Regions from separate parts of the Mus musculus genome. Here regions 1, 2, 4, 5 and 6 are each linked to region 3. A link is a loop called in an ENCODE intact Hi-C map of the cell type or tissue named here. Cell type or tissue: gastrocnemius. All regions are shown on one strand. Each heading gives the region's core, and the rest is flanking DNA. Links, peaks and the distances in the headings are about the cores only. Region 1 holds the start of Gorab (golgin, RAB6-interacting). Region 2 overlaps Gorab (golgin, RAB6-interacting). Region 3 holds the start of Prrx1 (paired related homeobox 1). Region 4 has its middle 49 kb from the start of Gm22434. Region 5 has its middle 32 kb from the start of Gm22434. Region 6 has its middle 53 kb from the start of Gm20471.

The links. Hi-C counts contacts between places; a loop is a spot of excess contacts. Peaks named below come from ENCODE experiments on the same cell type or tissue, not always from the same donor. Only the 100,000 strongest peaks of a DNase experiment are listed, where the experiment ranks them.
Region 1: it touches region 3 in a loop (2.1-fold over the local background); 7 of 42 quality-filtered maps call a loop at or near these places.
Region 2: a loop joins it to region 3, with 2.0 times the contacts of the local background. A loop is called at or near these places in 5 of 42 quality-filtered maps.
Region 4: it touches region 3 in a loop (2.7-fold over the local background); 12 of 42 quality-filtered maps call a loop at or near these places.
Region 5: a loop joins it to region 3, with 4 times the contacts of the local background. A loop is called at or near these places in 12 of 42 quality-filtered maps.
Region 6: it touches region 3 in a loop (5-fold over the local background); 7 of 42 quality-filtered maps call a loop at or near these places.

The regions. Positions count from the first base shown.
Region 1 is chr1:163,401,440-163,406,431 of GRCm38, reverse strand. It overlaps Gorab (golgin, RAB6-interacting), which reads left to right and starts at 2,763. Exons shown (of 5, transcript NM_178883.6): 1 at 2,763-2,909. The coding sequence starts at 2,849. Gm24940 (a small nuclear RNA gene) reads right to left here and starts at 4,149; the gene lies at 4,030-4,149. In gastrocnemius, for the core only: no CTCF peak of the experiment used is centred there; DNase peaks (open chromatin) are centred at 2,473 and 2,753; H3K4me3 peaks cover 2,072 bases; H3K27ac peaks cover 1,479 bases.
Region 2 is chr1:163,382,724-163,387,715 of GRCm38, reverse strand. Gorab (golgin, RAB6-interacting) reads left to right here. Exons shown (of 5, transcript NM_178883.6): 5 at 1,019-2,813. The coding sequence ends at 1,463. Among named protein-coding and RNA genes, the nearest start is that of Gm24940, 17 kb to the left of the region's middle. In gastrocnemius, for the core only: no CTCF peak of the experiment used is centred there; no DNase peak of the experiment used is centred there; H3K27ac peaks cover 592 bases.
Region 3 is chr1:163,310,207-163,315,198 of GRCm38, reverse strand. Prrx1 (paired related homeobox 1) reads left to right here and starts at 1,549. Exons shown (of 4, transcript NM_011127.2): 1 at 1,549-2,804. The coding sequence starts at 2,564. In gastrocnemius, for the core only: CTCF peaks have their summits at 1,632 and 3,107; DNase peaks (open chromatin) are centred at 1,641, 2,719, 3,142, 3,987 and 2 more places; H3K4me3 peaks cover 4,000 bases; H3K27ac peaks cover 4,000 bases.
Region 4 is chr1:163,164,887-163,169,878 of GRCm38, reverse strand. No RefSeq gene overlaps it. Among named protein-coding and RNA genes, the nearest start is that of Gm22434, 49 kb to the right of the region's middle. In gastrocnemius, for the core only: no CTCF peak of the experiment used is centred there; no DNase peak of the experiment used is centred there; H3K27ac peaks cover 1,427 bases.
Region 5 is chr1:163,148,043-163,153,034 of GRCm38, reverse strand. No RefSeq gene overlaps it. Among named protein-coding and RNA genes, the nearest start is that of Gm22434, 32 kb to the right of the region's middle. In gastrocnemius, for the core only: a CTCF peak has its summit at 2,399; a DNase peak (open chromatin) is centred at 2,380; H3K4me3 peaks cover 430 bases; H3K27ac peaks cover 213 bases.
Region 6 is chr1:163,224,324-163,229,315 of GRCm38, reverse strand. No RefSeq gene overlaps it. Among named protein-coding and RNA genes, the nearest start is that of Gm20471, 53 kb to the left of the region's middle. In gastrocnemius, for the core only: no CTCF peak of the experiment used is centred there; a DNase peak (open chromatin) is centred at 2,874; H3K27ac peaks cover 2,147 bases.

The DNA.
Region 1 (4,992 bases), core at 404-4,403, 92 kb before region 3:
CATATCATGGAACTCTTATCAAACTGGAAGATAGAAAATAAAACTGTAAAATACAAACCGCCTAGATATTACACGCAGTGCTGTAAAAGTCATAAAAAATACAGGAAATAAGAGGATGATATTTAGGTAGTGTGGTCATAAAAAGCCTGTGTGGATTTGGGGACCATAACTTAAGCAGGAAGGGTCAATGGACAAGGGGAAGAGAACAGCTTAAGGAACCGTGACTGGGAAAGCTCTGGCTAGGTCAGCAGAGTGGAGGGAGAAGGTGTATGAATTCCAAAGACCCGAGGAAATCCAGTCTGACTGGAGTTTAAGGAGAGAGAAAAAAGACAGTTTAATATAGAAGGAGGCAGAGGCCAAGACGTAGTGTCATGAAGGAACTGGGAAGTCGGAAGTTATTTCACATGTTGTAAAAGTGACCATTGTGTGTGGGGTGCAGATACAACAGCATTTGGATGGAAGACAGAGTGCCACTCTGTGCACTAACTTCTCCCCATTCACCCTTATGTGGGGTACCAGGGATTGAACTCATGATGCCAGACTTCCACAGCAAGTACCTCAACCTCCTGAGGCAGCCAGGCAGCTCCATTTTATAAATATGCTAGAAACACAATTAGATTTTTAAAAATATCATCTATCTATCTATCTATCTATCTATCTATCTATCTATCTATCTATCTATCTAAATTGTACTGGGTCTCACATTGCAGCCAGGCTGATCTGTAATTCACTGTGTAACTCAGACTGGCTTCAAACTCATGCTGTAGCCTCTTGAGTGCTGGAACTATAGGGATGAGACACCACATCTGAGTCCAGATGAAACACCAACCATCTAATGGAGAATCAACTGGAGAATATATTACAATCCAAATTGTCATAGATGATACCTTCTCATAAACACATGAACATGCTGAATTATATATAAAACTTTTATTTAAACACAAAAATGTTCATCATGGAACTTAAAAGAATATAAAAAGAGAATACTACAAAAGCTAACTACTCAAGTTTGAGTTTCTTACATATAATTGAAAACAAACTAGTAAAGAGCCTGAAAAGAAGAGAATATATAAAGATTAGAAAAACACAGCCTACTGCTCTGGAGAATAAGGAAGCCTTTTGTGTGTGAGAAAACAGTAAATACCCTTTGTGTATATGGTGGTAGGATCCAAATTTACTACACAAATGGGGAAAATTTCCCCTTAAATATAGTTAGTATAATGTGAGTGAGACTTCCAGCAAAACTCTCAACTGAGATACTCTCTCAACTCAGAACCAAGAACTCCCACAGAGCAAAGACTTCTGGAGCTTAGTTCCCACCAGTATCTCCTACAGCATTTGACAAAAGTGAACTCCTTGAGGAAGGGCCAACAGAACAACAAATAGGAGATTTGGAATGTTGCAAGGGGGAAAGTATAATTTTATACAGATGTATTTTATTGGCTTTTATTATCTCTTGCTGGTGCCTTGATTTGCATTCACAAGCAAGGCAAAACCTTTTAAAATACCATAATTACTGACTCTATTAAGATTAGTGATAAATCTTGTCTTATAGAAAATGTATAAATAAAATGTAACAGAAAGCACACAAGTAGGTTTAAAATTGTTGTTGAGTCACTAGTAAATGGTTATTGTGTGCAGAGGGCAAGCTGAATCCACTACCAGATTGTGACTAATACATTCTATTCTGGAGTTAATGTATATCTGTTTACACATTTAGTCTATGTTCAAAACTTGAACGAAACTAATCCTTTTGGATGGTATTTTGCCTTTCAAATATATTGAAAATAAACTCATCTTTAAGATAAGCATGTGTGGCATCCTTGAATTTTGGAAAACCTGTTACATTTCAAAGTTCAAAGATTACAAGAAAGATGTCAAACTTTTTTCTGATACTTATATAACTGAACTGCTCATTTCAATTGCTGGTGTCATATTTTATTTTCCAGTATACTCCTTTACTTCAACTTGATTAAAAATATTGACTCTCGAGTCGAAAATTAATATTCTTTAAAAAAATTTTCAATGTAGCCAATGTAATGTTTTCAGTTGTTTTTAGTAAAAATAATGAAAAAAAGAAATGGTTTAAAAAACGCTGACCTACACATACATGGACAAGCTTTGCATCTTCTAATTTTCTAAACTCTGCTTAAAACGGAGAAATGGAAGCTCAAGAAGATAGCTTTAGACAAAAGAAAAAAAAATCACCATTTAGGACTTGAGTGTGGTGTGTTGAGGGACTTCTATAGGCAGGAGGAGACCAGCAAAATATCTTGGCATAAGGATTAGGTTCTTAGACTCATTCATCATAGAAACAAGAAATCGAAATCTGCTAGATGTTATTGTCTAGAAGTGAACTGGCCAATGCTTAAATCTCAACCCTACACCCTGTTTCTCCATGACTTAGAACCTACAAGCCAAGGATGCTCCGGTACCGCCCACCTCCCAGGCAATACAGGCTCCGCCCAGCTAGTCAGGCAGTTCCGACCTGTAGGCCTCCTCTGTCACTGCCGCTCTACCTGTTTTCCTCAACCCTTCCTCATATTCCCATAACCCCCACTTCCCCCCAAAGATATAAAGCAAGAAGAACTGGAACGTGTAGCAGAGGCCTGTGAGTGGAAGCGAAGGCCGTGCTTTTGTAGTCCACCGAGTCAGGCTTTCAGGCATCGCTCGGGGCAGCCCCACAGGTACCGGGTCCCTGAATGCAGAGGGAGGCCTAGCGCCACAGTTCGGCACGCTGATTGGCTGTTCGCCGCGCCACTGAAGGAACCCGGATGTGCCTGTGGAGCTGTGTTGGCAGTCTGCGCGCGGAGATTTGGGCACTCTTTGGGTGCCCAGGGCTAGGCGGATGGCTCAGGATTGGGCGGGCTTCTCTGAGGAAGAGCTGAGGAGACTAAAGCAGAATAAAGGTAAGGTGTACTTGCGCGCGGGTGTGGAGTCTCGAGTCTGAAGGACAGGAGGCCGTCTTAGTGGGCGAGGGGGCGTGGGGGCTGGAACTCCAAGTTGGGGGACAGGGGTGGTGGGATTCCCTAGGTGTCTTTGCTGCAGAGGCCAGAGGGACGGCCCAGGGGTTTCTCTTTTAGCATCTGTTTTCTGATGATTTGATGTTTTCCTGTAAAAAGGAATGAGGTTAGGAAGAGAAAGCGAAGCCACCACCTGAATGGCCCCTAAGGGAGGCTTTTAACCCAAACCAATGGTTGTAAACTTGGGTTCAGGGTGAATGAAGACTAATACTGCATATACAGCATCATAATTGTGAACTTATAAAACCAGATATTTGGGAAAGGTGTCATGAGAGTGAATCAACGCAGAAGAAGTGGTATTTATGATCCATCCGCATTGCCTTTACTTCTGGCTACCAGATGAGTTTGCATTTCTTTCCAGTTCTTGGGAGTCAGCAAACTAAAAGGACTTTTCGAGAGGTTAGATTTGAAGTGCGTGTGTGTATTTGTGTGTACATGCACAGTGCACTTACATGTCTGTCTCTTCTGCCTTCAGGGACAGTGGAAATCTGCTGCCCCGGATGGGGCGGGGGGCTTTCTGGAATAATTATAGATCACTGTATGGGCTTGCGATAACGCTGCTTCTGATTTATTAAGTTTTCCAGTACTTGGTAGGAAAGGATGTAAAATGCTCTTGACCTGTGATTGCAATTTCACAAAAATGTCTGTGGTAGGCTTGGAAATGCCCATCACTTCTGTGAGAACTTTGTGCCACTCTTGGCAACATTTTAAAAAGTACCTTAAGGATAAAATTAAATTCTTCCATGTCTATAGTTTGTGAGATATCTGGATATGTCTTGGGTACTTGGAATATTTAGCCTAGATATGTGAATTATCTAGGACTGACAGGTGCAGAAGGAAGTAAATTACTAACATGGGGTCAATGTGGGGAAGACTGGACTGGCTGATCTTTCTTAGTACTGTCATGGAATTATCATGTCAGATGTGTTCCAACTGATTCTGTCCAGCTGGCTGTTTTCAGGTTCTTTCCTTCTGTAACTCATTCTCCATTCATATACCTATATGTACAAATGCAGGCACCTAGATCTGATCTGACTCAGTTCTCAGTATTTGAATCAGGTGTGTTGTCTGGTCCAGGGGCCTCTTCCGTCCTTGTCATGGGGAATGCTAACCTGCCATGAAGCACAACGTCTGCCTTAGAGATGTCAAAAGTAGCAGGACATCTTTGCCCTTAGAGACCTTGTAGATTCATGAGACAGACAGTACAATAAGGTGGTAGCCATAGAGCAAGTTCACGCTGAGGATTTAATGGACACTGGGGACATTTCATGGAGGTTGAATCTTGGCTTTAGCTTGATTTGACAAAGGTTTAATGTAGGACTCCAATATGTTTGTTATCTAAAAAGTATATTTTAACTGTTTAATTTGGATTTGGTTAGAAGGTGATGAGAACCTAAACTTTAAGGCCCGTCACTTGGTCATGAAACGCTAGACTGTGGGTATAAAATCACTCATCTATGACATCTGTAAGAACAGAAGTATCTTCCAGTTTTTATGTAGCCATAGTGGAACACAGTGATCAGAACAAAAATACCAAGTCTCCTTGGTTTCCCATTTTTAAAGCTGCAGAAATCGAGTCCTCCTCGCAGCTGTTAAGAATGCAGTTAAATAATCTAGGAAGATGGGATCTGTTGCCAGCCAAAATAAGTACAGGGTGCTTTTGAGACACTCGAATGCATAAATGCATGTGCAGTCAAGAATGTTCTTAGCCACCTTGTTTATAATATCCAAAAGTTAGAGACAAACGAGTTGTTTGCTAGCAGATGAGAGGATACATAATATGTGTTAGATCTATTGGTGGGACTCTATTAATCGCTAGTCACATTCATTAATAATGAATTTGTATAAATTACATGAATATTTGCAAAAGCAAGTTGTGGCTGAGTAGATAATAGTCTAAAAGAGTTTATATATGAACAAAATTAGGGAAAGCAGGTGCATTTTGAGAGTAGCTGAAGAATATCAAAGG
Region 2 (4,992 bases), core at 456-4,455, 73 kb before region 3:
AGATACATAAAATGGAGTTCCTTTTCTCCCCTCCCCTCTCCTCCCCTCCTCTCCCCTCCCCTTCTCTCCCCTCCTTTCTCCTCCCCTTCTCTTCCCTTTTGCTCCTTGTATATGTTAAGCAAGTACTCTGCCATTGAGCTGTTGTCTCAGCCTATAAAAGTCTTTTATATGTAACAGTAGTCTGTTGTTTGTTATATGGAATTTAGCCTAGAGATTTTCAACTACGAGTACTTGTGATGTTGGCAATGTCTAAAGAGATGTTTTGGGTGTTATAGCTTAATGTATGGTGGTACTAATGGATAACACAGCAATGCTGTTCAGCATCCTACAACCAGTGAGACAGCTCCTCATAAGAGAATTCTGTGGTCCAAATTATCAGTGTGGACTCTAAGGAGCCCTGCCTAACTGACCCTGGCCTTGCGGTTTCTATTCTTTGTATTCACTTCTCGCTCTACTTGGTATCATTTAGTTGACCATGCTCTTTGTGTTCACTTCTTATTAAATATTTCTCTCTCAGACCATTATTAAGAGACATGAATTTCCTATTTTCTTCACCTCTTGGTTTGACTCATGAATTTAACCAACCTTGTATTTTGAGTAACTTGTATTAGCTGTCTTGTGCTAGCTCCTGTGAGCAGGCTCTGGGTTTTCAGTGGTGTCACACAAGTATCTTGAAATTAGCCAGAGTGGCAGTGTTTATAGTATTGCCTGGCAAGTGCCACAGAGCTGAGCTCTCTGCTTTCCTCATCTCCCTAGAAGATGTCTAACCTACATCAAATGAACTCTTTTGGCCTGCTGTCACTCAAGTATAGCAGAATCATTGGCAGTAAATTTATTTCAAATAATAATGTTGTAATAGTAGCCTTCTAGCCTAGCTTTCCCTAGGTGGTGTTGGCAATTGTTAAAGTATCACTTCTATAGCGTCATTGCATTGCATTTCGCATTTTGAGTTTGTTTCAGACCCTGGGGAAGCTTCATAACTGAGAATGGATGAACTGATGCTTGTCTGTCCTTATAGGAAGCGCTTTGATAGAGCTGAAGCTGAGTACATTACAGCAAAGCTGGATTTACAGCGCAAAACCGAGACGAAAGAGCAGCTCACCGAACACCTCTGCACCATCATCCAGCAGAACGAGCTCCGAAAGGCCAAGAAGCTGGAGGAGCTGATGCAGCAGCTGGACGTGCAGGCTGATGAGGAGGCTTTGCAACTCGAGGTGGAGGTTGAACAGTTGCTTCGGGAACAGGAAGCAGAGGCAGCCAAACAAATGGCTTCTGTAGAGAGGCTGTGTCCGCCTGATGGCGAGAGTGTGTCTTCAGAACTGGCTGAAGAGAACAATGAGCCTCAAAAGCAAGCTCCTTCCCCAGAGACAGACAAGCCAGGCAAATGTTGCAGTAGCTCTCCCCATAGACTAGACTGCCCAGATCCAGGAGCCAAGAACTTTTCAGCTGCTGTGGCCACATGAGCGGCCAGTGTTTTTTCAGTTAATATCTCTGCGGTAAATTATAGCTTGTCTCTGATCAAACTTCTTTCAACTCATTTGTGTTTGAATCAATGCTTAGTGATAGTATGTTAGCATGTCAGATCATTCCAAAGTCAGAAGTAGTGACTGTTTCCTATCCAGGGAGTGTTGACCCCTCGAAGTTGGGGTTCCTTCAAGCCTTGTCACTGAGTTAGAATAGGTGACTCACAGGGTGGGAGTGCTCGGGGCCCTGGGTTTGACCTTCAACACTACAAGCACAGTGGTAGAAGAAAAACTACATGGCTTCTTAGCCCTTGGCCAAACTTAACTTGTGAGAGAACTGGGTTTGACCTTAAACACTACAAACCAAGCACAGTGGTAGAAGAAAAACTACATGACTTCTTAGTCCTTGGCCAAACTTAACTTGTGAGAGAACACTGAGACTTTGTGGCCTTCTATGTAGTCATTAAAAAGACAACAATTCTTATATACAGAGAGAAGGAGAGAAAAAACGGGTTAACTTACCTACCCGGATGCTACTAGAGTGAGTAGACACAAGTTGGAAGACAACCTAAGCCAACATTATTTTCCCTTTACTTTGTCAGTAAATGGTTTCTCGTTCCCACCTGAATTGTGGCTAGTTGATCCACATCCATAGATAAGCTGTGAATGTGTGGCTTTACCTTTACTTTCTTCTGTTTTCCTTAATGAGTGGACAGGGAAACTTTAGACAATGAAAATGTTTCTAAAGTGACTCTGAGAGTGGCAAGTCTCATTGATTATCCAACAATGATGTATTCTCTCGCTGAAGCTCTGTAATGTGGATATTTATATGTCAGGTATTGCTTCTTCTGTCATGAAGCATTGAAATCGTTAAAGCACTCATTTTCTAATTGCTTTCATAGTTTGTCAATCACCTGTTCCCAAAAACTTGACTGGTGCATTGTGCTAGATTTGAATGTGTATAAATGTCTTAGTTTTGCCACAAATATTACCTTAAATTATCGATTTCTCAGAAATCACAAAAAATGAAAAATGTGTTTCATTCATAAAAAAGGAGCTGTATTTTAAAGGAGATAAAGACAGCTGTTTCCATAATACATTGTAGAAACGTTAGGGATGTCCTATTTTTAGACTATTGTCTAAGACATCTTCTGATAGTAAGGATGCTTTGTATTTTTTTCTATGATCTGAGCCACAAGTATAATTGTCCATTACTGATTTCTAAACACAAGCATTTATTTCCATAGTGTTGTTTTTATTTATGAATGAGACGCATACAAATTTAAAACTTCATTGCCCAATACAGTCTTATTTTTCTAAGGAATAAACAAGTCTGATAAGTTTACAGTATGGTCTGTCATTTAATATGGTCTTTCACACCATTTAATCTGTGTTAAATAGCATGTGTATGGAATCCCAGAATCCCAGAGAATCCCAGAAGAATTGTACTGTCTACTGCACCTAGCAGAGTTCTGTACTTCTGTTACAGTTTCTGCCTATTTCAACCCATAAAATTCACCGCATCCATCTACTAACAATTTTGTTTTCTAACTAGTCCCTCCCCTCCCCGTGTGTGTGTGTGTGTGTGTGTGTGTGTGTGTGTGTGTGTTGATGCTTTCAAATGTGTGCTATGAAAGTTCCACTGAAGCCATTATTTTGACAAAGCATTGTCTCACCAGCTTTCCTCGGGTGGTATCTAAATGCTCAGGTGATGATATAAGTGACAGAATTATATTGCAACAGTTTTATACAAAGGCAGCTGCAGCCCATGTGTGTAAGGCTCCAGAGCAAATGGGTGAGAACTGGAGGGTCCTGATGTGAGGACCATGTGCACTGACTTCCCCAGGATAGCCCTGGAACACATCCTTTAAACTGTGCCTCGTCAGCTTCGGTCGATTAAAACAAGTCCATTTTTGTGAAGGGAATTAGGCCCAAATTACTAACCATCATCCTGCTTGTCCCTGTTAGCAGGTAGTGTTTACCAGAGAGTTGTAAACTGCACTTACTGAAGAGCACAATCCTGTTTTGAATTTGAATTTAAAGAGTTCTTTTAAAACTCGATTCCCTGTAACTGTTTCTGTTTGTTTGTCTGTTTTAAACGGGCTGTTTCTATGGGCTTCAGAGAAGCAGAGTTCCTGTAAGGATGGTTCTTGTGTTGAAAATAACCTTTTTTTTTTTTTTTTTTTTTCTCAAAAATTTCACCTCTGCATAATTTTGCTGAATTACAGTGCTTACAGGTGGCAAATCTGTTCTCAGGAGAGCACAGCTGATTTGCAAGTCATGATAAAGATCTCTGATTGCGATTAAGGGAGCAGACTTCATTGCTTGATGGGCATTTGACTTACAGAGTAGAAACTCAGCTCTAAAGCCCTCTTCTTTGTTTGGAGTTAGCAATGTAGTACTCTGCAGGAGCTTATCTAACTGCTCAGCCACTTCCTCTTTCATAGTATTGGCCCAGAACTGACTCAAGTTATTCTGACCCAGCCCATTCCCAGTGACCTTTAGAAATGATGTTTGAGGTTTTGTATTTCTAAGGAGCCAAGTCAGCATTTTAAAAAGCCCTGATAGATATAACTCAGTCTGCTAGCTGCGACCCGAGGCCAAGCTGGTCCAGGGTAATTATCCCTCCTCTCAGCATAGATCTACCCCAGGCCTGACTTGTGCTGTTCTCTGGAGAGATGGGGTGGAGTGTGCGGGGGCCCCAGGCTACCTTCACCGTAATGTTAGAGTACTTTTGCAAGATCCTAATCCCAAGCAGCTGTCTCCAAAATGCAATGTCATCTCTGCAGTGGATCAAGCAGCTGCATGTAACAACTCATACAGATGTGTATGGTCTGTGCCCCTCTTCACTAAGCTTATGGTCTAATTAACAGAATATGATTAACATCTTATACTCCGATGCACAGTATCTTTAAGGAAAGCAAAGTAAGTGGCTAGAATATTAAACATGGATAATTCTACTTTTAGATATTCCATCCAGTTGTTTGGGCGTTGTGACTAAGAACTACTACATTATTTTACTTGACTTTTACCACTAAAAACAAAATATCCATGTTAAACAATGAGTCAGATTGGAAGATTTTTTTTTTCAGTCTCGTTACCAAAGTAAGAGTACAAAGAAGTGGGGGTAGGTAGGTATCATGTATTGAAAGTTAGACAATCCACTAGGGTAGCCAGTACAAATCCTCATCAACTACTGGAAGAAATAAAGACACTGTTATGATAAAATGTTGAAGGTATCTTCCTGGAAGGGAAATAATAACAGGAGTGTAGGAGCTCAGTACAGTTGTCAAACCAAGGGGCAGTAATGGCGTAAGCCAGGACAAGCTAGCAAGGGGCAGTAATGGCGTAAGCCAGGACAAGCTAGCAAGGGGCAGTAATGGCGTAAGCCAGGACAAGCTAGCAAGGGGCAGTAATGGCGTAAGCCAGGACAAGCTAGCAAGGGGCAGTAATGGCGTAAGCCAGGACAAGCTAGCAAGGGGCAGTAATGGCGTAAGCCAGGACAAGCTAGCAATGGAACCATGAGAAG
Region 3 (4,992 bases), core at 693-4,692:
CGGGCAAGTCCCCAGCGCAAGAACCAGCTCTTCTGGCTTAGATGCCCTCCGGCAGACAAACCTTCGCGGCTCAGAGCCTGAGCTGCCGAGCAGGGGCGACCAGAGCACTTTGGCGGGGCTGGGGGCTGCCGGTCGGGGGCACGGCACGAGTGGCTGGAGCGAGGCGAGGGGTGGAAAAAGGAGGGGGCGGCGGGTGGACTAATGATGAAAAAGTCTCCTCCATCCTGGCTCCTTAATTAAATGCATGGAAAGAACCGAGGCGCGCACATCTGGTTTCAATCTACAGCCCTTTGATGGCATCAAATGTTCTTTTCCCAGATCAGGGCTGGAAGTTCTGGGCTAACTATGGCCGTTTGGAGCACAGAAACCATTTATACACACTGGGACCCTTCCTTCTTTTCAATTCAATCTCATAGCTACAGGAGAAGGGGAAATCTAGCAATCAGGGGAGCGAGGGGAAACGTATGTATGTGTGTGTTTAAAGAACATAAAACGCCACAAATAAGCACATACTATTTTACTTACTGGCCATATAGTAACTCATTCCTAATGAGACTATTAAAGCTGTTACCAGATTCCAACAGGTCATGAAAACACCGTCCAGCACCGCTCTGCCCTCTGTCAAGCCTGGTCATAGACTTCGACCTTCCTCAGTCTCTGTGTTTGCCAGGGCCTCACCGAACTGGATACAGATTAGCACAGAGCCCACCCCACCCCCAGCTCCTCCTGCTCCCCCCAACTTCTTCAGCCCCAGTGTTCCTGTCTGCTCTGATCTGGGGCAGCCTCGGCTACGAGCAAGAAATTAGAACATTGGCAAAGGTAGGGGAATTATCAGGACGGACTTTCTTCTGGTTTAATGAATATGTAAATTTTCTACTGTCTGAAGCCTGGGGATTTCTGGTGGCAGCGAAAGTCTCGAATCCATTCGAAGCTGAAGACTTCTGGATCTGCCCAAGCCGTCTTTAGATCGTAGAGAGCCTCCCGTTATTATCGCTCTTGTTATTTTATTACATTATTTAATAGGCTGTCTCTACAGAGCCAAACGAGCTTTAATAGGCTTGCTCTTTTTTGCCGTTCAGTCTCAGACTCTCCCTGCGCTCTCCGCCAAAACAAAGCTGCAGGAAAAGTTACTGGGGGGCGGTGCAGCCGCAGATTTGACTGTTATAGATGTGCATCTTTTCCCTGTTCCTTTTTCTTTTTTCTTTTCCTAACAAGTTTGCCCTCAGCTGTTATCAAAACATGCAAATGAGATATTCCAAGAGGATCTCAAACAAATCCGGAGGAGTTAATGCTGAAACAAAATAATCAGCCCCGTTTTAAAGTGACTGCGGGTTTCGGGCACTTTTCTCTCTGTGATACTACTGCAAGGGAATGATAATTAGACCTTTATTTTAAAAATCCAAAGGGGCTCTCTCCTTAGCTTCCCTCCCTTTTCCCTCCCTCCCTCCTTCCTCCCTCCCTCCTCCTCTCTTGCTCCCTCCCTCTCCCTTTCTCTCTGGCTCTGATGTTGGCAAAGGGGTTTTCTTAATCAGACTGTTTTTTCGGTCCGAGGAAAAGGAGGTAGGAGATTGTGATGGAGAAAGGGGGTCTGTAAAACGTCAGGCGCCGCACAAAGGCTTTGCCACGTAATTACAGGCTCCTATTAAGTGGAGATCTGCCCTCCCAGGGGTCTCCAATTTTCTTGTATTCCCTACAAAGCCTCCTCTCCATGCCAGCCTGTGCCTTTTGAAGTGCCAGAGAGCTTCTTGATCCAACTGAGAAGGGAAAAGGAGCTCCGCACGGAGAAGGGGGAGAGAGCGGAGGGAAGGGGGACCGCCACCCTTCTGCAGACTCTTGAAGCCCCGCTTCTTTATTTCTTATTTTTTTTTCCTCCTTACGAAGAGTAAAGTGAGAATCCTGCTCTCTAATACATCTGCAAGACATCACTCTCCTGAAATTCTAGTCACTCCCGAGAATCCACAGGAGTGCAGAGAGGGGGAACGCGCTTTCTTGAAGACATTTTAAAGCTGGAACAAGCCTTCTTCTGTTGGCGCTTGAACTCTTGCCGGGGGAATAACTTTTTTTAACCTCTTTCTCTAATTTTTTTAAAGCCACTTTGATTCTTCTCTCCACCCCTTCTTCTCTCTTCTGTTTGCCTAACTCCCCCGCCCCGCTGGCCTCCCCTTTCCTCGCTCCCCCTTATTATTATTTTTAGTGTCTGCGAGTGGACGCTTTTTAAGAGTTGAAAGGGATATTTTTTTTCTTTTTGATCTAAGCATAGGTTGTTTGTTTTGTTTTTATTTTTGAACTTTTTGGTGTGGATTATCTCTCTGGACCGCGCTGGACTTGGCTTTAGCGAAGTAACCGAGGCTGCAGGGAAAGTTACTTGTCCCGAAAGTTCTACACTTCAGAAGGGGTCCCACCCTCTGTTTCTCTCTCTCTCTCTCTCTCTCTCTCTCTCTCTCTCTCTCTCTCCACTCCCCCCTCTTTCTTCCCCACTCGGCTCCTCTCCCCCCTCACGCCCACAGCGTTTGGTGTTGATTCGAGCGGGAAGAGGGGGGTGGGTGGGATTGGAGGGGAGACCATGACCTCCAGCTACGGGCACGTTCTGGAGCGGCAACCGGCGCTGGGCGGCCGCTTGGACAGCCCGGGCAACCTCGACACCCTGCAGGCGAAAAAGAACTTCTCCGTCAGTCACCTGCTAGACCTGGAGGAGGCCGGGGACATGGTGGCGGCACAAGCAGACGAAAGTGTGGGCGAGGCGGGCCGGAGCCTGCTGGAGTCACCGGGACTGACCAGTGGCAGCGACACCCCTCAGCAGGACAGTGAGTGAGGGCGCGTGCTCCGGGGAGTGTGCGCTGGGGACACAGGGTGGAGGCCCGGGGAGGGCGGCGGGAGCGTGTTCCAGGCTTCGGTTTCGGGGAGACAAGGCGTTAAGAAGTTAGGAGTCCTGGGAAAAGTGGCTGGTTGCTGATCGCAGAAAGACCGATGAGAAAAAGAGGGCTCCCCCAATGCTGTAAGCCAAGCGGGCGCTGGAGAGAGACCCGGAGGCCCAGGGACGCTGGGAGGCCAGGGGATCCCATGCAGGGATTCTGCGGCCACCACTGTCTCCAGCCGCCAGGGCTGCATCTCCAGTTCGGGCGGAGCGGCGGTCAGAAATCCCGCAGGCAGGCGGGGCGTCCACGCCAGGGTAGGAGCGGTCCGGTCCGGCCAGAGCGCAGGCTACACAGCCACCTCGGTTAGAGAAAACAGGGAACAAAGATGCAGGGCAGGCTTGGGAGCGCGTCTTCCCTGGGGTTGAAGGGAAAGCACTGTGCTCAGAGGAACCTGGAAGACAGGACTAAGGTCGCATACCCTCTGTGCATATGACCCAAGCCTGGAAAAGACTAAGGGCAGCGCGGGAACACACAATTCTTGTCGCCCAGGCTTGCTCTCTGACCTCTGCTGTCATCTCTACCTTGTTTAAGATAGAGCTAAAAACCCACCTATTAAGTTAAACCTTGATGAAGCTAGGAGAATTTTCGTTAGAAGCAAAATCCAGAGACTGCCTGGCTTGGTCTAACACCATATTTGCATAGGGGAATCGCGGGTTGCAGGCCCAAGTTCCTGTGCAGCACGGCCTGTTGGCCCCTAGACCTCCAGAAAAGTCTATGAACAAGCTGCCTTCCCCAGCCTTAGTCACATCTCAGTTATTAACTTCACCTTTACAAAAAGACTGACTGCAAGTGTATATCGTGGTCTCTTAGTATATAACACACTTGTCACCTGGGCTCATTCTCTAGTCAGATGTACAGAGAAGTTGCAAAAGTCTGGACCCGGCAGAACATTCTAAAATGACCTCTTTCCTTATCATTATGTGCTGATCGCTCCTTTAGAGCTCCGAAGGCCCTCTGCCATTCTGCGATTCTCTCAAGGCACTGTCCCTCTTAGATTACCAAATAATTTTTAAGGCACTCAAAACAAACTGGCATCAGAGCCAGCTGGAAAGGGTTCCTGGGCACAGTGGGGGGAACCAAGCTCACAGAAGCCACAGGAGAGCCCTATGTGATCAGGGCAGTGGCTCCTAGTTCTGCAGTCTGCTAGGATTGAAGTAGTTCAGATGGCAGTATCTTGGGGACAGTCAACGCTGGATTGGGCTCACTGAGCACCACATGAGCTGGATAAAGAGATATGAACTAGCCATTTGAATTATATATATATATACCAGTCTAAACCACACCCAGGAAGAATCAGTGTCCCCAAAGCCTGGGTAAGGGCTAGGTTCCGAGCTATAGTTATTCTGTGTAGAGTTTGAGGGAGGCTGATCCTGGTATACATGCCAGCATCACACGGATACAGTATCTGAAGCTCTAATAAAATGGACTACAAAATACTATGAGTATTTTCACTGGGGCAAAATATAAAACAATATCTAGGAAGATAGTACCTGGAACTCTGTGATTCTATCAAGACAGTTTCTACACGGCTCATTGTTGATCTCAAAAGTTATCACTATTTGAAGAGCTAATGTTAGAACTTTATACTACCACCACCACCACAACCCATAAACGATGCCAAGAGAAAACAAGTATTGCAGAAACTGCTGTGTTGAAGACCAGGGTGGTCAGAAAAGAGAGGGTAATACTGCTCTTTGCTCCACAAAAGGCTGGTACATAGGAAAAGCAGGACCAAGACTGGCCTCAGCAAGCCAGAACCCCAGGGTGGCAGTCGACTTTAGAAACCGTGCTGGGCTAGAAAGGGACAGAACCCCTGTACTGTTTTTATTGGTTCATCTGGATTTTGTTTTGTTTGTTCTTTAAGGAAAGGCTAGAAGGGAGCTCCGGGATGGTCATGGTCTTCCACTGAGTATAGAAAAAGCCAGGTAAAGGAAGCCACTGAGGAGCTGATTTGGAGCGGCTGTACGGAAGCTGGTTGACACTAGAATCACCAAGGTCACAGCACATATATAAATCCCCTGACCGATTTTAAGGTTTCCAGAAAGGGGGGTCAGAGGACCTATTGTCCCCCAGAAAA
Region 4 (4,992 bases), core at 319-4,318, 140 kb after region 3:
ACAATAGACTAGAATTGGAACTATGGCAATGGCATAAAGCCCTTGCCCCTGGCTTCTAAGAATAAACTGACCTTAGGTGGGGCTGCTTTTTATCCCAGTTGTAAACACTGATTTTTATCCCAGTTGTAAACACTGCCTGGTTTCTGTTAACTTTTGTGTATGCATTTCTCTGTCTTGTGTAAAGAGTCATTTTGCATCAGGTAACCACAGTCTACCTTAGATGACCTTAATGTATCACTTAACTTCCTTGTTTTCTTCTGCAATATAAATCTGATGCTCACTTTGAGACATTACACTCAGATTCAACACTCTCTGGTGTTCATGTCTGTTTGTCACCCCGCCGACTCCTTGCCCACCTGAGTACCAGAACCCTGATTCTCTGAGGGTTGATATTGAGTCCAGTCCATGAGTCCAGTCCATGGCAGATCTTGTTTCTCGGAGCCTAGGGGTGGGGAACACTAAGAGTCAAACACTGAGAACCAGCAAGCAAACAAGAGACCTCATCAGACTGTGCCCTATGTGCTCTCCCAACTTTACATTCATTACTCCTTCATTAATTAACCAGTGTAAATCTAGCAGGACAGCTCTGTCCTGCTGTGTTCTCATACTTTCTGTTTGCTTTATTGCTTTTTTTTTCCTTCTCCCTTCTTTCTTTCTATACTCTTCATTTTTAACATTTTTCTTTTAATAGTCTTCCCCCTACCTCCAAAAAAAAATATAGGCTGGCTTGGTTTGGGGGTTATATGGCTTATATTTTTCAAAACTTTCTTTTAATAAAGGTTCTTAAATACTTCAACCTCCCTTCTAGCCCACCACCCACCAGAGGTAGCAGAAAGGAAAGATCAATAGGACAAAGAAGGGTGTGGGACCTGTTTAGAAACAGTTCTTTGGAGCTAATCCAATCTGTATTGTCAGGATATCAGCAGTTCAGTTCAGCAGTGGCAGCTCAATCACTTGCAAACACTATTCACAAATCAGCAATGGCAGTTGATCCAGAAGAAATCGAGAGGCTCTGCCAATCATCCAAAGTCCAAAGAAGTGGCAAGAAGCTGCTGGAACACGGCCTGAAGTTCTTTGGCACGTTTCTCTCTAAGAATTCTTGACAATGACCAGTAAAGAATGGCAATGCGAACCAATACCATACAGCATCATCAGGAAAGACCAGCATCAGTAAAGCCCAATGATGACCAGCAAAGAATGGTAAGGCATACCAATGCCACACAGCATTGTCCACTGTCTGTTGGGCTGTATTTATACCCTTTCCAAATATCACATGTTCTCTCAAACATCTGTTCTTACTTAGCAAAGCATCACATGCCCCCTTTTCAGGCTACTTCCAGAAAAACACCACATCCCTATTCTCAACAGAACATCCTATCACATATCTGCTTCAGCACAAACATCCTCTCATAGGACAGTTTCCAGAAAAACATCACATGACACAACTGAGTCTCCAAAGAAACCAGGAATTTCCACTTCAAATGTCTTTGTGTTTCAGCTTCTGAGAGCTGCGTTATTGTGAGTTGTCTAAAAGACTCCTTTACCTCTCCTTTCCCATTCTGTCTTTATCGAGCTCTTCCTCCTCACCCGTTTGTCCACATTTTACCCTCTCTATTTGCTTTTGCCACCTCCATTTTTCTCTCTCTGATCCAGTTTCTAATGACCACTCTTACTTTGAATCTGTCCTTTCAACTTATTCATATGTAACAAATACCTTAGTGCACACAGTACAATCAATAATCCTTTACTTCCAAAAGCTGATTCCAGATAATTTTTACTTGGAAGTCAATGCAGTGTATGAAAGTAGAATTCAGTAAAGGGAAATACTGTAAAACTTCAATGTGAAATATTGAAAAGTTTCTTGAAGGAATTCTTTAAACTCAAGAGAAACATGGGCACATTTGTGAGGCCCATGGAAAAGAATCCACACTAAAGCAATAATTAGGCAAATGAGGAAATGGAGACTACCAAACACTTAAAAAGCCATCAAAACAATGGTAATTTATGCACTTTTCAACAATGGCTCAGAATACTCATCCAAAGAACAGACTAGCAGATTGGATTTAAAAACAAGACCTAGGAGTTAGAGAGATAGCTCAATGGGCAACCCCAGCAGTGAGGAGTTATCTCACTGTTCTGGCTGCAAGGATGAAACTGTGAGATCTCTGCTTCCAGCAAAGGATTGGTGGAAAGTCCAATTCTTTTTGCAATTATTGAAAGTCCTATGATGGTCTCAAAGGCTGGTCTACAATTTGTTTTGACATTTATGGTGTCTGGAGGTTGCAGTCTATCTGGCTATTTTTCTGGTTTGTTTGTTGAATTCTTTTGATTTTCTGATGAAGGAATATGGGACTTGGAATGACATCCTCAGAAGGCTCAGAGAAACTCTCTGCCAGTCCACTCAACTACAGCTCCGAGTCAGTGTGTTTCCAACATGTAGGCACTGGGATTCCAAAATTAATATTTTGAATATTCAACATGTCCCTGAGGGATAGTAAAGGCCCTTCCCACTTTTGTTTCTCCTGCAAAACAAGTCAGGATGAGGTCTTTGCTGATGAGACTCTTGGCTTCCTCCTGTCCAGCTGTGCTCCATCCCTGTGGCTTTCCTCTTAGAAATCCCAAAATAGTCAAGAAGGCTTGTTTCCAAGCTAGACTTGACCTGGCCTGGCTGGCTGGCTTCCAAAGGGGATTTTTATGAAAATATTAGTTTTTCTCTATAGAGATTTTTTTATTAGAACCCTCAGAAAGCTGTGCCTCTCTTCTTTGTCAGTCTTTCAAAATTCTAGCATCTTCCTTTGCTTACTTCATCAAGGATATGAGCTTTCTCCTTTGGGCCTAATATTAGTTTCTGAAATGGACAGAGGGAAATAGACAGGCTTGGTGTCTTTGCCACAAGAATGAAAAAGACATTTGAGGAAACTATGGGAAAATACTTAAAACCTTGAACTGTCCATACAGTAGTCATTCTTTCTTGGCTTCAGAAAGAACTTGATTATACATACATATTTTTAACGTTTTTTTTAATCTTATTTTTTATCATGTGTCTGTCTCTCTGTACACATACATGCATTTAGGGGTCTGTGGAGGGCAGACATATTGGACCCCCTTATAGTTGAAGTAACAGATAGTTGTAAGCCACGTAATATGGGTTCTGGGACTCTGATCCTCTGCAATAGCATCACAAGCTCTTAAGTGCTGAGCCATCATCTCTCCAGCCCTGGTTATATTTACTTTTCATAGATCACACACCCACACACACACACACACACACACACACACACACACAGAGTTACTTACTATTGACAAAAGCTGGGGTTAGTAAAGAGTCAAGCTTACTATTACTGTCTTAATTATTTTATTAAGTAGGACATCTTTTATAAGTTCTCTATTGGAGCACCAGTTGGGTGCATTTACAATGGGCTGGAGGCCCCTTGAAACTAGCATTATTCTTGCTGTGTGCTCTCAATCTCTATCACAATGCTTAACATATAAGAGATAAAATCTGGAGAGATGGGTGGGCTAGTGATATATTTCAAATATCAAAACTATGCCCTTCTTTGAAACTTAGTTATTGTTGTAGAGGGACTGAATTAGCTTTTCTGAGTCTCCTTTCCACCAAAAAAAAAAAAAAATGGAAATAGCGTTACTAGGTATCTTTGGAAGTTACTTGAGACTTAAATGAGATAACTATGTCCAAAAAATTATTCAGTAACTACAAAGAACTATAGAAATGCTTGTGCTGTTGTATAGTCAGGAGGATAGCTATGGGTAACTAATGCCCATTCTGCTTGGCTACACTCTCTACAATAAAAGCAGGTGTTCTAGGAATAATTCTAGAGGCCACAGGTTTGGAAGGTGAGCATGTCATCTTGTTGAACCCATAATCCCTTCTTTGTGAACTACAGGATAAACTAATTGCTGTATTTTCCATTGTAAGCACAAGGTAGTCAAAGGAAGAAGTCGGAACAGTGTGGTAAAAGAGATAAACTTTGAAACTTGACAGGCATGAGTTGAAAGCTCTGATCTGTCGTGAAATAGCAGGACAATTTTGGGCAATTTATGTTTATTTTTAAACCCTGTTTTCTCAAAAATAGGGCTAACTTAATACCACTAATCAGAGATTATTGGAATGACAATATGAAATAATGCACACACCACACTGAGCACACGTGGAGCAAATGGTACAAAAGGTTTTGTTTTCCAGTCTCTGACTTGTTGTAATCCTCCAAGCCTAGACTGGGAGACTAGTATGCCCACTAAAACACTCCAGATAATTAAAAAGAAAAATTGATTCTGCCTACTTTAAAAGGAGAATTCTCAAGCCTAAGGTTAGATATTCAGCAGCATCTTATGTATCAATCCAAAGACCTTATCTACAATTTATCTATTATCAACCATGCTGCTTTCTTTTGGGCTAAATTGAAGAATATGGCTTTACCACCATCCATCCAAGTAAATTTCCCCTTGTAGAGACCAAGTCCCTCACAACCATGAGAGATCCTGGTCAGACCTTTTAGGCTGATGGTCATGTACATGACAAGAATAATCAGCACTGCTAGTAACAATTGGCCAGGATGACTCTGTAAGATATATGAGATGATGTTACTCTTCTGTGAAAAACCTTCCATTCTTTTCCACATCACTCAACATAAGACTCCACTTATTCATCCCAGCTACATGCCTAGTCCTTTCTGCCTCCACACTATCTTTGCATTAATTTTCCATGTTCAACTTTACTTAGATTTTATCTGTTTGAGTCATTCTTGCATCCTTGAGGCATATAGTTGGTATTTGATGAATACAATGAATAATACCAAATCCTAGCAGACTGGTGAAGCATGCCTTTTGCTGGCATAGCCAGGGAGATGAGAACATGGCAATAAGTAAGCAAAAGGGAGTGTTTTTTCTCCCTCCTTTCATTTATATTTTCCCATGTTCAAACAAGAACTTAAGAAATCTGTGTGTATGTGCTTTTAATTTTTGCTTTTTTGT
Region 5 (4,992 bases), core at 638-4,637, 160 kb after region 3:
TTTTAAAAAAAATCCTTCTTCCTTCATGTGAAGGTCCAGATGCCTAATTAGGGACGCTGGGGCTCAGCTGGGTAGAGTTTACAAGCACCCATGGAAAGTATCAGCTGCAACATCCCAGTCCTCAACAATGAAGGAAATACTCGGGTGTTTATGGAATGAGCTGTCAAGGAGGGGGGGGGCGTCAAATTTCTAAAATAGATCACTCAATTTTCTTGCCCTTGCTAGCTTACCCCATGGTTTAAAAAATTAACAAACCATACTCCAATCTTTTTTTTAATTATTTATTTATTTTGGTCAATCTCATCTCTCTACAGATTTTTTTTTCTTCATTAAAATTGTCTACAGTTTTTTTTATAGCCATGGAAACCTATAGATGGCTGGAGTTTATGATTTTTCTGTTTCATTTTATTACAGATATACAAAGACTGCCTTTTAAAAGTTTGCGATGGAAGGTGTATGTGTGTGTTTCCCTGTTTTTAATAAGTGTGTTTCCCCACTTAAATAAAGTCTTGGTATATTGACAAGTCAAGATGAACAAAAATTCATAAATTCTAGTTAGTCACTAGATCACTCATTCTATGCTGAAGTATTTTTTCTGAAGAGAAAGTAATAAAGATTTTGAAAACACATGTTTCTGACATTTCCAACAATGCTGGATGAAATGCAACTGGGAAAAGTTACCCTATAGTTTCATGAAAGCAAATTATCAGCGCTCTAGAAGTTACTTGGCCTTAAATTAATAAATTTGTGTTTGCACAAATCTGCATGCTTATATTCAAGGAGTGGAGAGGTGAATGGATTTATATTTTTCCAAGAAAGGCAGTTAAGCTCCTATGGGAAACACAAGTAACGTAAAGGGAATAGTTAATGCCTTGTCCAAAGTGTCGGCAGGAAAATTAACTGCTATAGTGTATACAAAGGGCATAGACGCGTACTTGGTGAGTTCCTTGTCAGTTTCGGCTGTTACTGCACGCACAGACAGACGCACTGCCACGACTCAGATCCTCAGGGAGCTACGACATGGCTGCTTGAAGTGCCCCATTTCCTCAATGATAAAATGGACAGAGTAATTCTGCTTACTCTGTAGAACTGCTACAAGAATCCAGTATGATCAGAAGAGAGTCTAGCACATGCTAAATTCTCACAGACGTAACATAATTTAACGGTATTTTAGGAAACCTTCAGTCATTATGCAGTTGTTAACGTTTATGAGTTTGGACATGATATATAATTCATTTATACATTGTATAATAATCAGAGTCCAATTAGTTTGTAGAATCTATCTAGAATTTCTTCGTAGAGAGAAGATCCTAAGTGTCCTTTGCTATTTTGAAGTTCATCATACCTCACTGCTAATTTACAGCTATCAAGTCTTGTGGTAAAACACCAGAATTTAAGCTGTCTCACTAACTTTGTATTCATTGACTGAGCTGGTCCCTCTTCGCTCCCGTTCCCATCCTTCCCAGCCTCTGCCAACCAACCTTCAGTCCGTTACTTTAATAAAATCACCTTTAATTTATATTCCAAATGTGAGATCGTGTCCTGTTTGTCCTTCTGCTTCTGGTCTATCTCATTTAACAATATTGAGTAAGTTTGTCCATGTTTTACAAACAAAGGAATTCTACTCCTTTGTGGCTGGATAGCGTTCCATTGTGTATGTATACCATGTTTTAAAATTTATTCATCTATTGATAGACACTTAAGTTGCGTTCACATCTTGCCCATTGACTGTACCTTTGGTTACACAGTTCAGTAATGAAATTGCTGAATTGTAGACTTCCTTTTTAACTATTAGCTTGTGAAAATAGCAGCACAGATTGAGATTATTAATACTGGGACACATACATACATACATACATACATACACATATATGATTAGATATTTTAAGTAAGGGAAAAGATAGGATCTCATTTTTTCTATCTCTGCCTCCCTTCTTCTCTCCTTCTCTCCCCCCCTCTCTAGCTCTGTATAAAAAGTAGGAAATGCAGATTCTGGAAGCGCCACCGCCTCAATGCATGTAAATTAATTAATTGGTTCATGAATTCAGGTGGTATGGATTACAGTTCAGTGCTAACTAACAAAAATGAGGCTGAAATAAAGACCTTTCCCCTCGCCTGACTGGGACAAAGTTTATTATTTTTTATCAGTTACTAAAGTAGTGACCTACTATGGAATTGCTCAACCACTGTATACCCTTCTCAGAAACAATGTTCTCTGAAAAGAGATGTCTAAACCGCTAGAGCATGTCCCATTATGGGAAAAACAGGTGTGACTAAAGGTGAAGGCACCTGAAACTAAATCCAGACCAAGAGCTGTGTAGCTAAGGCAGCACAGCTGTGCAACTTCCAAAAGGATTTGTGGGATAACACTGCCACCCCTTGGACAGAAAAAAACCCAGGGAGTTCGTAGCTTCCTTTATTATGGTACTCGTATGCCCCCTCTGGTAGATGCAGTGTTTGAGAGCATATAAAGAATTAAAAAAGGAAAACATCTCTGCTATTTAGCGAGCCGATAAAAATGCCACCCTACTTCCCAGCTCTTTGAAAGTTTGTGTTTGAAAACCCTTTTCTTCCCGGACCTTAAAGGATCCTTGTTCTATTGCGCCCTCTGCCCACTAGAGCCTTCAAGCTCCCGTGGAAGAATGAAAGTCGCCATCATTTTACTATGTTCGATTTAATTCTCAACTGGATTGTTATCACAGCATGGCAGTAATTATTTACAATACAATTTTATAAATGTATATACATCGTTATGAGGTCCAATGTGATTCGTTGACTCATATATACATCATTTTAGTGATTAAATCAGGATAATTTGCACACGTAGCTAACATTATCATCTGTTTGTGATGAGAATGTTAAAATCCTCTATCGATCTACTTTGGAATATGCAGTACCTTGCTGTTAGCAATGATCACTATATTGTACAGCAGTGCCAGATTGAGGGCAATTAGTATTGTAATGTTGTCTTTTATGAGATCAACTTTTTCTACCCCACATGTGTGGTTCCTCTGGAAAATGGTACTTAATAGAGAAGACGCCTTAAGAACTGGAAATAGTTCAGTGTTCCACGAGATGGCACTTGGCTGCTAACTGATGAATTACACTAAAGGTAAGGGACCTGGTGCTATCCCCCATTGCTAGCAAACAAGTGACAGTTAATTTTGGCTGGGCTTCAGGCTGGAGAGACAGTCTAGAATTGCCTGCCAGCATTATTGAGACCCCAGACATGCATACTGTGAGGTTGTAAGTCAGAAAATCAAAAAAAAAAAAAAAAAAAACAGTAAAGGGTTGAAAGAAATAAGTATACAAACTGTCTTCTAAACATGCATGTCTCTACCCATAGATAGAAGAAGAGATTAAAAAATGGCCCAAGTGCTGAGCTTGTGTGCAGTCAGTCCTAGAGGAGACACATCTATATCACTGCCCCCTAACACACACACACACACACACACACACACACACACATACACACACACACATACACATAAGGCTCAGGAATGAGATACATTGATATCAACACCCCCCCATACACCCACATATCTAAGGCGCAGGGATCATTGTAGAAAACGCAGTAGCAAGAGCCAGAGGATGGAGAGTAGAGCTATGCAATGCTGTCTGCCAGACTCTGCATGGCTGCCTCACTCATAAACTCACACCAGCTAGTGCACGAGACCTGCACAAGATCAAGCCAGTCACAACTCCAGCAAAGAAGAGGGAGGGGCACACATGGGTAAGAGTGTCTAGGGAATGCATCCCTACCTTTGGAGCTTTTGGCTGACAGCTGCTGAAGCAGGAAGCTTTAAACTTCTTTGGGAGAAAGGCTGCTGCTAGGTTGTCCCTGCCTCTGTGGACAGTCTCACACCCATGTCCATATGGGCAGCAATAACTGGACTCAGTGGGTTGCTAAAGAACAAAGACATGAGGTTGGGAGGGAGATGTGTTGTGGGGTACTGAGGGAGGTAGTAGGGGTGGACATGGTCAACTTGCATTGTATACATGTATGGAATCTTCAAAGAATATTTATCTAATAAGAGAAGAATACTTATTTTAAAGAGGCTGGTTAAAACACAATGAGAGGGAAAGTGGATGGGGGAGGGGGGAGAGGGAAAGAGGGGAACCTGATCTGGTATTAGGTGAGGGAAAAGGACTGAAGCCCTGAGGGCCAGCAGAAAGAGTGGAAACAGGCAGTCTCAGAAAATAGGAGGTTGGGGGGGGGCGTCTCCAGAATGCACCAGAGACCTGGGAAGTGAGAGACTCCCAGGACTCACAGGGAGAGACCTTAGATGAAATGCTTGACAGTAGGAAAAGGGAACTTTTAGAGCCCACCTCCAGCAGGAAGACAGGGCATCAAGTGAGGGATGGGGTTGCCACCCCACAGTCACATCTCTGACCCATAATTGTTCCTGTCTGAAAGAATTGCAGGGATAGAAATGTAGAGGAGCCTGAGGAAAAGAAGGCCCAGGAAAAGGCTCAAAGTGGGATCCAGTTCACAGGGAGGTCCCAAGGCCTGATACTATTACTGAGACTATGGGGAGCTCACAAAAAAAAGGATCTATCAAGACTGCCCTCTGAAAGACCCAACAAGCAGCTGAATAGACAGATATTTGCACCCAACCAATGGACAGAAACAGCCAATCCCTGTTATTGAATTAGGGAAGACTGATAGAAGCTGAGGAGAAGGGTGATCCTATAGGAGACCAGCAGTCTCAATTAATCTGGACTCCCGAGATCTTTCAAACACTGGACCACCAAACAGACAGCATACACCAGCTGATATGAGTCCCCTACCACACATACAGCAGAGGACTTCTGGGTCTGTGTTCATTCAGAGATGATGCACCTAACCCTCAAGAAACTGGAGGCACCAGGGAGTTTAGAGGTCAGGTGGGGTGGGGGGTAGGGAGGAGGTGTGGTATGTGGAGCAGTCAGAGGGTGGATGGGGGATGGGGAATGGAATATGGAGTATAAAAATAAATTAAAAATAAAATA
Region 6 (4,992 bases), core at 489-4,488, 86 kb after region 3:
CATTAATGTCTATACATATATGTATGTATGTGTACGTGTGTAATATATATATATATATATATATATATATATATATATGTGTGTGTGTGTGTGTGTGTGTGTGTGTGTGTGTGTGTGTGTGCTCATAGTATAAACATTAAAGGAAGCGAAGCCACTTGAGTTAACAATGCTCCCCAGAAGAACCATAGACTAAAAAAAGCCCAGTATCAGACACAAGAAGCCTACATTCCAAGGGTTGACATGGGTAGTCCATGTTATTCCCAAACAATATAGATTATCCACAGAGTCCTTGGTTGCCTCTTGGAGGTTGGAGATGAGCCTCAATTGCTAATGATACTATGTACTTAGGACACATCACTCATGACTTGAGCTGGATCTAACTTGAAAGTCTCTTTCCTGCCCTCTAGTTTCCATTGTTTCAGAAAACACTATGCAAGCTGCCAAGGGAGAGAAAGAGTTAAGCAGTCCTTCACAATCCACAGGGCTACTGTACCTATGAGCCATGACATTTACCGTGGGAAGATCTGCATAAAGGTGCATTAGTGGCACTCACATATAATTGGCAACCAACAGCTGTCTAATTGGACTTGAGACCCACACAGCAGGAGGAAAAACATGCCTGGTACTTGGAACCTAGCCAGCTTCTGAGGCTGCTGACATCACAGACCTTAGGAAGCAATCTTTTGTGTACTTCAATTTTTGGTAGATCTGTAGTATCTTTTAAAAATATTAAAATAGCTTTATCTTTTACTACTTCACATTGTCCTTTGTTTTAATTTATTTCCTGTAACTCTTTAGAGAGATACTCCTTGCACTGTGCTGCATAATTTTTCTAGCCTATCTCTTAGACTTCCCTGACTGCATTGCTGCTTAATTCAATTCCTATTCTTCCAGCATTATTAAAACTATATGCATTCACACTATTAAACTAGCCTACCCCTTAAGCCTTCTTTACTGCATTACTGTATAGCTCAATCACTGTGTTCCTAGCATTGAGATACAAAGACTCTTTCCCTCATCTGTCACTTCATCACCTCAATCTTTGGTATTCCTCTGTTTCACTTCCAAAATACTTATTTTCTCTCCATTTCTTCTTTATTAAAATGTATACAGAGCTTTATAATTCTTTTTTGTTTTATTACACATGCACAGTTTATTGGGAGACTTACAGAAGCATGTGCCTGGGTGACTGTTGCAGGGTCTACCTTTTAAAGATCTTCAACACCCTACCTTCATAATCATTAAGCTTCATGGAATTTAAAATATTGCTATTATCTCATTCTTTTAGACATTGGAAGGAACATGTTCTAGGTTCTCAGCTAGAGCCATAGGATATTGGGTTTATGATACCAAATGCATGTCTCCAAAACACTTTAGATTTTCCTCTCTAAATATACATACTTTACAGAATTGTGAGAGCAAAGCCAGGTAGACAATATGAAGTCCTATACTCACATTAACACTTATTGTTTTGATTACTGGGAACCCAAGGTTCATTGGAATCCTATTCCAACCCAGAAGATCTTATCATCAGTTGTAGAATGAAGGCCTTCGCAAGATAAGTTAAAACTAGACCAATGGTATCACAGGCCTGTTATTCCAACACTTGGGAAGCTTGAGACAGGAGGGTCTGGAGTGTAAGACCATCTTTGGCTCTGAGTTGCCTTCATGGCCAAGCTGATCTATAAGAAGCCCTGCCTCAAGAATTGAAACTGGACAGTAAATATATGCACATGAATACTGAAAGAGTTACTATGGAAACTTGTTAGGAATAGTAAGATAAAGAGACTGAACTGGGATAGACAAAGGCAATCTTTGATCATTACTCATGAAATTGCCGAATGAAGTTGGTACAGAGAGATCTTCAAAACAAGTCAGATATACACAGTGCAGCACAAAGAAAAGATTCTGGGAAGAGGCACTGAGAGCAGGCTTACTCAGGGATATATTTAATACATCTTGTTCCCATTTTTCCCAAATAAAGATCTAAAATGGTGGCAAAGAAAATCACATGCAGCCATTGCTTTCGTCTTTCCCAACTACCTTTCAATGATAGCTCTTTTTCTCTCTTTTCCATCTTATCTCAGACACTGAGCTAAGGATGATTTTGCCCTTCAGGAAATACTTGACAATGCATTAAGACATTTTTGGTTGTCATAATTACAGTTATATGGGTCTCTACTTCATTTTGTAGCTGTCATGTGTCACACACAGCCAAGGAATCCCAGGTAGTATAGTGCTCATGATGGAAAGTAGAAAGGATCTGGGACTGTGAACAGTTTCTTCCTCGGGCTTGAGGATGAATCATTTCTGATGCCTATGTGATGTGGAAGCCTAAGGGTTCTTTGGAAAGTCAGCTGGATAGTGTTTTGCTGGGGCAAACACTTGAAAGAGTGTTTTTCTGAAGTGAACACAGGTGGAAGACTAAGGGAGACTCATGAAGGAATGTTAGGCTGAAGGAGACACAGGAGAAAGGATGTTCTGCTAAAGCAAGCATGTGAAAGGACACGTGATGGCTTCTTTGGTAACAACATGCATGAATTGGTCTGCCTCATTTTGCGTAATTGAGCTGCATTTGTCTAGACTCCTTAGAAATAAACACACCAAAAAGCTTCTGGTGGTGTGATACAGTTTCTTGCTGCTTCTCTGGACTCAGGCTGATTGACAGAGTGATATCATTGAGACAGGTGTGCACGCTTGGGTAAGACCGGAGGAGGACATGTGATGTTTGGAGGGTATAAATAGGACTCATTGGACAGTGACTGGGACTGAGCTTGGCTTGCTTATAGAGTGAGCTATGCAATGCTTATGGGTGTTGAGTTTTCTTTGATCTTCACTTACCTGACAAGAGGCACAGCCAAGAACTTCTGGCGTTCCTCCCAGTCCTTCCTGCTGACTCAAGCCAAGGCTGAGGCCTGGCCATCTCTTTTAGGTCATGTCACCACTATTTCTAACCCTACTTTATGGAACTGGACTGATGGTGTATCTGTGAAGTGTTTGCAAATAGATCGAGTTGCTGATGCTAACCTGTGAACTGAACTGCCAATTTCCAGACAACACAGACAGGAGTTGCTCCAAAGAACATTTCCAAAGAGGTCCACTTCCCCTGTATCCTTTCTTTCATACTACATCTAGTGGGTGTTGGACTAAAGGAGAGGTTAAAGCATTTAAGAACCATTATTAAAAATAAGGTTACAGAAAATTAAAGTTATATCTATAGATGCACATGGGTAAACTGGAGTCACAATCTGGCTGTAAATATGTGTCTCTGGCAGGCTCAGGGACAAGGAAGAAATAAATGTGTAAATGTGTGTGTGTGTGTGTGTGTGTGTGTGTATGTGTATATATATATATATATATATATATATATATATATATATATATATATATATATATATGTCACTATACTTCATTATAATTCTTCCTTTTTCCACTGCCCTTTTCTGTGTGCCTGGATTATTCTCTGCTTTCATGTAACAAGTATTCTATTATTTTCTTTCCCCAACTTCTTAATATCTCATCTTTGCTTCTCCTTCATGAGCATTCCCCCGTCTCTGTCTCCTCTTTCTTTTAAAAATTTTATTGTATATATCTACCATACGACCTATCTGTATGACTTGATTATTTGCCCAGAGGACCCCAAGTCAATGTATTGCAGACATATGAGGTTCACCAATTTATCTGAGTATTGTGCCCACATAGTTATAGGCTTAACAAGTATTTTGGTTGAAAAATGATGGTTTATTGAAGCCAAAAATCCTGAGAAAAAAAGGGGGGGACATTTTAATATAAACAGAACTGTCCATTCTAATAAGAAACATACTTAGTAAATATGTGAGCCATCAAATAGTACATCAAATTTGTTATAATGCTGTTCGTATGAAATCAGCTTACATGTCCATCAACAGAGAATAGAAAGAATGTAATATACATAAAACAATGAAAAATTTAAAGCTGTTATCTTAGGGTTCTATTGCTGAGATCAAATACTATGACTGAAAGTAACTTGAGGAGGAGAGAGTTTATTTCTTCCCGAAGTTTGCTGTCAGTTCATCATCTATGGAATTCAGGGCAGGAGCCTGGAGGCAGGACCTGAAGCAGAGGCATAGAAGAACTGGTTACTGATTTGCTCACCAAGGCTTGCTCCACTTGTTTTCTTGTGCATACCAGGACTACCTGCCCAAAGGTGAAACCACGCATAATAGGCTGGGCCTTCACATTTATATCCACGCACAGGAAGCAGAGAGAAGAAGCAGGAAACAGAGTGAGTCTATCATGTCTCAAGACTCACCCAACCCCAGCAATATACTTCTCTAACAAGCTATACTTCCTAGCGGTTCCATGACTTCACCAAAAGCAATCTAGCAGACACCGAGTGCTGAAATTCATGAGCATACAGGGGCCATTTCTCATTCAAACCATACTAGAAATTAAAAATAAATTAAAATCTAATTTGATATAGGTTGAGTTTGGACTTGAAAGTGATCAAATAGAATAAATAAGATTACCTCATTTGTTTGGGTAGAAATATTTATTTTAAAAGCTGGGCGTGGTGGCGCACACCTTTAATCCCAGCACTTGGGAGGCAGAGGCAGGCCGATTTCTGAGTTCGAGGCCAGCCTGGTCTACAGAGTGAGTTCCAGGACAACAAGGGCTACACAGAGAAACCCTGTCTCAAAAAACAAAACAAAACAAAAAAAAGAAATATTTATTTTAAATTAAAATTTCATGCTATTATTTTATGTGTTTGGGCATTTCGCCTGAATGCTGTATGTATGTATGTATGTATGTATGTATGTATGTATGTATGTGTCATGTGTGTACCTGGTGCCTTCAGAGGTCAGAAGAGAGCACTGCATCCCCCAGGACTGGAGTAACAGATGGTTGTGAGTGAGCCACCATGTGGATTCCGGGAATCAAACACATGTCCTCGGGAAGAGCAAGAAATGCTCTTAATGGCTGAGCCAATTCTCCTGCCCAGAGATAACATTA